3 separate regions of the Homo sapiens genome follow, and regions 1 and 3 are each linked to region 2. The links are chromatin loops, found by intact Hi-C in ENCODE. Cell type or tissue: PC-9. All regions are shown on one strand. Region 1 has its middle 19 kb from the start of TEX2. Region 2 has its middle 8.4 kb from the start of ICAM2. Region 3 has its middle 3.7 kb from the start of ERN1.

Region 1 (2,500 bases), 250 kb before region 2:
CTGACCTAGTCATCTCCTAAAAGCCCCACCTCATGCATTGGGAACGAAATTTCAACACACATTTCGAAGAGACACACACATTCAAACCACAGTAGGGTTGTTCCTTTTAAACATTATTTAAAGGCACCCATATGTATGTAATAATAATAAGGGGGGCTGGGCACGGTGGCTCACGCCTGTAATCCCGGCACTTTGGGATGCCGAGGCGAACAGATCACTTGAGGTCAGGAGTTCGAGACCAGCCTGGCTAACATGGTGAAACCCCATCTCTACTAAAAATACAAAAACCAGCTGGGTGTGGTGGCACGTGTGCCTGTAGTCCCAGCTACCTGGGAGGCTGAGGCAGGAGAATCGCTTGAAACCAGGAGGCAGAGGTTGCTGTGAGCAGAGATCACACCACTGCACTCCAGCCTGGGCAACAGAGTGAGACTCTGTCTCAAAAATAATAATAAGGGCTTGGGGCTTTACCTATATTAAATAATTATGATTAAATGTAAATATAAGTGTAATTAAATTATTACACTAAATAGTCTTCACAACAAGCTTGAGAGCTGGGTATGAAGATTATCATGTTCTTTTCACAGATGAAGAAGCTGTGGCTCAGCAGGTTTGGGGGCAGAGCCAGGAGGAAATCCGCCATCTGCCTCCAGAGCCCTGCTTCGATGACATGTGTCACTCTTGAAACAATGCCACACTCTGGAGGAAGTTTTCCAGATTCCTCCGGAAGAGGACAGAGACTGGCAATTCCGGAAAGGTCATCTAGGGAGTGCCAGGTCCCCAAACCCACTGAGCCTTTGTCAATTACAGATCCCCAGGGCCCCCCACCCCCGACCGCCTGCGTCAGGATTTCTGGGCAGACACAACAAAATTATGTCAAAGCGCCCCAAACACTTCAGAGCCAAGTGGCCCCGCAGCTGGTTTAGGGGCCTTCCAGAACAGTTGGCCCCGGGGGGATTCGATGTGGGTGGAGGACGCAGGTATGGGTTCCTCTCGGACCACCCTCTCTCAGGTGGGCTTCCAGCGGGCAGGGGCCAGCTTTTCTCTGCACTAGTGGGTGGGCTTGCTCCTCTCTGTACATTGGACACAGTGGAGACAAATTTCCGGAAAGGCTCAGGCTGAACACAGGATAGCCCTAAGGGTGGGCTAGATTCATGGAGAATGTATCGCGGACTAGTCAGTCATATAAAATACTTGAGCCATATTTTTGTTCACCTGAGGTCAATTCCATGAGGCCCCTGGGATACCCACTGGGCCCATAGAAGCCCCAAGATAAAAGTCCCAGCGTAACATTTTTGCTACTTATGGAGCTATACCATTGCTTGTTTAATTCTTCCTTGAAATTTTTTTTTTTTTGTCTAAGAGTAGTTGCTTAGTTTGACCACGAGGTAGCGCTAACGGGCTTGGTAGCCAATGGACGGGGGCGTGGTAAGCCTTGTGGACTTAAGAGGAAAATCTCAACATTGCCCCTTTATTAATTAATCAAACCTTGGATTTTTTCCCCCCATTCTGCACTTTCCAAATTTTCTGTATTGAGTTTGCATTGTTTTTACAGAAGCAGAATAAGGGCAGGGGTGGGGGACGATAGAGAATCACTACGCAATGATAATCTGTTATTTTGACATATTAACTTTAGACACTGTCTTTATGTGGCTGTAGTTATAGGATATGTGTATTTGTTTTATTGGAGTGCAGTGGCATGATCACAGCTCACTGCAGCCTCGACCTCCTGTGCTCAAGTGATCCTCCCATCTCAGCTTCCCAAGCAGCTGGGACTACCGGTGTGTGCCACCATGCCCAGGTAATTTTTTTGTTTTTAATTTTTTGTTTGTTTGTTTTGAGATGGTCTCGCTCTGTCACCCAAGCTGGAATGCAGTGATGCGATCTTGGCTCACTGCAACCTCTGCCTCTCAGGTTCAAGGGATTCTCATACCTCAGCCTCCCAAGTAGCTGGGACTACAGCTGCATGCCACCATGCCCAGTTAATTTTTGCATTTTTAGTATAGACAGGGTTTCGCCATGTTGGCCAAGCTGGTCTCGAACTCCTGACCTCAAGTGATCCACCTATCTCGGCCTCCCAAAGTGCTGGGATTACAGGTGTGAGCCACCCCACGCAGCCTGTTTTTATTTTTTTGTAGGGGTCTCTCTATGTTGCCCAGGCTGGTCTCCAACTCTTGGGCTCAAGCGATCCTCCAGCCTCAGCCTCCCAAAGTGCTAGGATTATAGGTGTGAGCCATCAGGCCTGGCCTGTTTTATCATTTTTAAACTTGACTTTATAATTTTTTATGTTACTACAAGTTCTTCATGAACATTTATTACTGCACATTTTACAGTGACCATATATTGAGGGTTCACTTGGAACCATGCAAACACTTTGCTGTGTTAGGTGCATTTTTGTGTAGCCCTCACAATGGGAGGGCCTAACCCATGAGGTGGGTATTATTATCACCCATATTTTATCTGTGAGTAAAATGATGCTTCAAGAAGGCAGGTCACTTAATAG
Region 2 (2,500 bases):
GGCCGAGGTGGGAGGATTGCTTAAGCCAAGAGGTGGAGGCTGCAGTAAGCCGTGATCGGGCCACTGCACTCCAGCCTGGGTGACAGAGTGAGACCCTGTCTCAAAAAAAAAAAAAAGAAAAAAGAAAACACACACACACACACACACACACACACAAACCATAGAAAGAGAGACGGAAAAGCTCAACACTGTTCAACACTGTAAAGATGTCATATGTGACCTCAATAAAAATCTGAATAGGTTTCTTGTAGAATTGCATAAAGAACAGTAACCAATGACTAGGAGAGCTCTGAAAAAGAATAATATTAGGGCATTATCCTTCCAAATGCTATAATATTATAATTAAGACAGCATGGGCCGGACACGATGGTTCACACCTGTAATCCCAGCACTTTGGGAGGCCAAGGCGGGTGGATTTGCTTGAGCCCAGGAGTTCAAGACCAGCCTGGGCAACACAGGGAGACCTTGTCTCTACAAAAAAATACAAAAATTAGCTGGTGTGGTGGTGTGCACCTGTAGTCCCAGCTGCTTGGGAGGTTGAGGTTGAGGTTACGTGAGCCTGGGGAGGCCTAGGCTGCTGTGAGCCATGATGGTGCCACTGCACTCCAGCCTGGGCAACAGAGTGAGACCCTGTCTCAAAATTTTTTTTTTTTTTAAATAAATACATAGAAAAAGATGTAGCAAACAAATATTAACAAAATGCTGGTTTAGCAATACCAATCAGATTCTATAGAATTCAGACAAGATCAGGCATGTTCAGAGTGCTATGGCTGGCTATAGACAGAATTCAAAAAGAAAAGGATTGAATGGGACAGAAAAAGATATTTCATTTTTATCAAAAAAAATAACTGAATAGAACATATAAGGCACGAATCCTTAGACACCTAACAACATAGCTTCAAAATATATAAGGCAAAAACTGAACTACAAGGAAAAATTGTCAACAATGGATATTTTAACCATTTTTCTCACTGATCAAATAGACCCCCAAAAATTTAAGATGTGGAAGATTTGTACAGCACAATTAGAAAGACCGATCAAATAAATGGTAAAATATTTTCATAACCAGTAAGTGGGGTCCAGAAATACAACCATATGATTTGCGGAGCTGCCTTATTTTGAGGTTAATGAGTGGCCTTGGAGAGCCTGCACAGCTGGGGTTCCCCATCAGCCCAGGCCAGCTAGGTTTAGTGCCACCTGGTGGCAGTTGTCTCCTCCAGAATAAAACACTTAACCTTTACAAGGTGGAATATGTTTTTATTTATATTTATATATTTTTTGAGACAAGGTCTTGCTCTGTTGCCCCCCTAGGCTGGAGTGCAGTGGTGGGATCACAGCTTACTACAGCCTCAACCTCCTGGGTTCAGGTGATCCTCCCACCTTAGCCTTCTGAGTAGCTGGGACTACAGGCAAGTGCCACTATGCCCAGCTAATTTATAAATTCTTTTTTAGAGATGGGGTCTCATTCTGTTGACCAGGCTGGTCTCAAACTTCTGGGCTCAAGCAATCTACCTGTGTCAGCCTCCCAAAGTGCTGGAATTACAGGCATGAACCATCGCACCTGACCAGAATATGGTGGTTGTTTTTTTTTTTAATCTTCTTTGTGCTTAGTTCAGATTGTCTTTCATGAATATGAATTACTTTAAGAATAAAAAACTACATTTTTCTAAGCCCCTACCCTTCTTGTCTATAACATGAAGAAGGCAGTTTGAATGAGCCCTAAGATTCCTCTAGCTACACAGGGCTACGAGTCGGCACCAAACAAGCCTCCCAGCTCTTGACATTGGCTGCACCGACTCTCCTGGTTTATAGCTGCATCTGCTCCAGGGCCCTCAAGCTTGTGGCCTGGGCTGAATCACCCTCTGCTCTGAGCCTGTCATTGTTTCCCAGGCCTTTCCCATCTCAGGAAAATTTTCCCCAGTGTTATCCTCTCCCTCTCTCAGCCCCAGGTCTAATTCATTCCTTACTTTTTTTTTTTTTTTTTTTTTGAGACAGAGTCTTGCTCTGTTGCCCAGGCTGGAGTGCAGTGGCGTGATCTCTGCTCACTGCAACCTCCACCTCCCAGGTTCAAGTGATTCCCCTGCCTCAGCCTCCCTAGAAGCTGGGATTACAGGTGTCCGCCACAACCCCCGGCTAATTTTTATATTTTTAGTAGAAACAGGGTTTCACCATGTTGGCCAGGCTGGTCTTGAACTCCTAACAGGTGATCTGCCCACCTCAGCCTCCCAAAGTGCTGAGATTACAGGCCTGAGCCACTGCACCTGACTGTCCTCTACTTTTGTAGAACACATTACTCATCTCTTTGCTCATCATTTTCCCCCCACAGATTTGGACTCACCAGTTGACACATTTAGGGCAATTTCCCAAAGTTTATATCTCCAAATATTAATTCCAAAGCTATTAAATTATTTAAAAGGCCTCAATCACCAAATCTGGGAAATGCCAGATTAAATAAAAGTTCCATATTTACAGCAAGACTTTTCAGAGGCTTTTAACATGA
Region 3 (2,500 bases), 100 kb before region 2:
TGGCGGTGTATAGACTTGGCACAAATGCGTGTGAAATACAACACCCAGAGACAAGTGAACAAATAACCAGTCAGGATTAGCCTAAGCTACCCCACAGGGTAGAACCTGGGAGTGGGGTGGTGAGTGATAGGTAGCGGGGCAGAGGCCTTGTCTCTTAAAATTAAATAACATCCACTACATCAGGCAAAGGTCATGGTCTTAGAGTAAAGATAAGACAAGATGATACCATAAAGCATGTAGTTGCACATTTCCAAACAGCAAACAGCCAATAAAAAAGATAATAAGAAATAATCACTTTTTACTCCTTATGGTATAATGTGAAAAAAAAGAAATAATCACTTTTGCAACCTAAGAAAGTGTGTAGTGAGTGGGATTCTGTGGTAAAGGGAAGTTCTTAAACAAGTGTCACAATCTTTTCAAATCCAGTCATCCTAGAACAGGAAAAGCCAAAGTCCTATTTACCTAAAAACCAAAGTGTTCACAGTGAGAACAACTTTTAAAATGTCCCTTAAACGTGACGGGAGGACGGAGATGAGAATTTAGCTTGCTATCAGAGACTCTTGCTTCATTGTTTTTTGTGTTTGTTTGTTTGTTTGTTTTGAGACAGGGTCTCGCTCTGCTGCCCAGGCTGGAGTGCAGTGGTGCTATGACAGCTCACTGCAGCCTCCACCTCTCAGGCTCAAGCAATCCTCTCACCTCAGCTTCCAGAGTAGCTGGGACTACAGGTGTGCACCATGGCACCTGGCTAATTATTTTATTTTTTTGTAGGGACAAAGTGTCACTATGTTGCCCAGACTGGTTTCAAACTCTTAGGCTGAAGATACCCGCCACCTCAGCCTCCCAAAGTGCGGGATTACAGGTGTAAGTCACAGCGCCTTGCCCCTTTATGGTTGTATTAATATTTATCCCATAACTACTTCCACACACTCTGTAGGTTCAGTTCAAGAAGCAGCAGCAGCGATATCACTAAAAACAACAACAACAAAAAAACTGACTTGATTTATTCTGATAAAGATACTATTCCTTTGAAATGTTACTGGAGTTTTCAACCATGACCTTTCTTTCTGGTTTTACTAGATTTTTCTTTCAAGTCTCCGCCTTCAAAGGTATCTATCCTGTCACTAGCTATCTGCAAATCAACCTCACAAGCATTTTTAAATGAGATTTTGAAGGGTTTTAAACACAAATGAGACAGGCACAAGCTCCTTTTTTGGGTCATAATTTATTACACTAGAGGGCGATATTTGCTAAACTAAAAGGGATTCATGGTTGCAGGGATGAAGGCTGGACATCATGATTGAGCTGGAGCCCTGGATCTTGACTGCCTTCAGTGTACGGTGGAAACTGCAAAACGCACAGGTCTCTGGGCTCTGCCCCTGGACATTGTGAATCAGTCAGGGAAAGGGGTACAAGAAGTTATTGGAAATATGTTTTTAATTTCTTTTTTTTTGTTTGTTTTTTGAGATGGAGTCTCACTCTGTCGCCCAGACTGGAGTGCAGTGGCGCAGTCTTGGCTCACTGCAACCTCTGCCTCCCGGGTTCAAGAGATTTTTCTCCCTCAGCCTCCCAAGTAGCTGGGACTACAGGCGCACACCACCACGCCCGGCTAATTTTTGTTTTTTTAGTAGAGACAGGGTTTCACCATGTTGCTCAGGCTGGTTGGTCTTGAACTCCTGACCTCGTGATCCACCTGCCTCGTCCTCCCAAAGTGCTGGGATTACAGGTGTGAGCCACCATGCCCAGCTTTTTATTTCTATTTTTTTGAGACAGGGTCTTGCTCTGTCGTCCAGGCTGGAGTGCCATGGCACGATCAAAGCTCACTGCAGCCTTGACCTCCTGGGCTCAAGCCATCCTCCCACCTCAGCTTCCCAAGTCACTGGAACTACAGGTGTGAACCACTATGCCTGACTAATTTTTTGGTTTTTTGTTTTTTTTTTTTTACAGAAACAGGGTCTCACCATGTTCCCTAGGCTGGTCTTGATCTCAAGCAATCCTCCTGCTTCGGCCTCCCAAAGTGCTGGGATTACAGGCGTGAGCCACCATGCCTGGCCTGGAAATCTGTTTTTTGTTGTTGTTGTTTTGTTTTGTTTTTTTAGCTCTCCAAGTTTGGGAACCAGTGGTTTAAAGGGAAGTGAAAATAAGATTTTCTCCCACCTCCCCATAGTCAGATCCTGCTGTACTTCTTTGTTGAATCTGATGTATATATGTTTCTTACACTGGTGGAAAAGAGGCCTTATCTTTACACTAAGACCATGACCTTTGCTTTATTCAGTGGATGTTATTTAATGTGACTTGCAGAAAGGTCATTTACTGCCCATTTGCAGGTCTTTTATATGGTCAGGTCCACTTCAAAGGCACCCTACAAAATATTCCATTTCTGTTTGTGTTTATCAGTGCTATCAGCTTTTACTTTATCATAAGCAAAAAGCTGCCTAAAGAAGTACTTGACTGTAGAGCAAGATTATGGGCAATGCCACCATAAATAAAACCAGTGCTTATC

The links. Peaks named below come from ENCODE experiments on the same cell type or tissue, not always from the same donor. Only the 100,000 strongest peaks of a DNase experiment are listed, where the experiment ranks them.
Region 1: a loop joins it to region 2, with 8 times the contacts of the local background. A loop is called at or near these places in 63 of 110 quality-filtered maps.
Region 3: it touches region 2 in a loop (15-fold over the local background); 104 of 110 quality-filtered maps call a loop at or near these places.

The regions. Positions count from the first base shown.
Region 1 is chr17:64,281,042-64,283,541 of GRCh38, reverse strand. No RefSeq gene overlaps it. Among named protein-coding and RNA genes, the nearest start is that of TEX2, 19 kb to the right of the region's middle. In PC-9, CTCF peaks have their summits at 1,199 and 1,401 (motif pointing right); a DNase peak (open chromatin) is centred at 1,421.
Region 2 is chr17:64,027,761-64,030,260 of GRCh38, reverse strand. No RefSeq gene overlaps it. Among named protein-coding and RNA genes, the nearest start is that of ICAM2, 8.4 kb to the right of the region's middle. In PC-9, CTCF peaks have their summits at 1,018 and 1,217 (motif pointing left); a DNase peak (open chromatin) is centred at 1,190.
Region 3 is chr17:64,132,546-64,135,045 of GRCh38, reverse strand. No RefSeq gene overlaps it. Among named protein-coding and RNA genes, the nearest start is that of ERN1, 3.7 kb to the right of the region's middle. RefSeq lists an enhancer at 1,393-1,442. In PC-9, CTCF peaks have their summits at 1,007 and 1,209 (motif pointing right); a DNase peak (open chromatin) is centred at 1,236.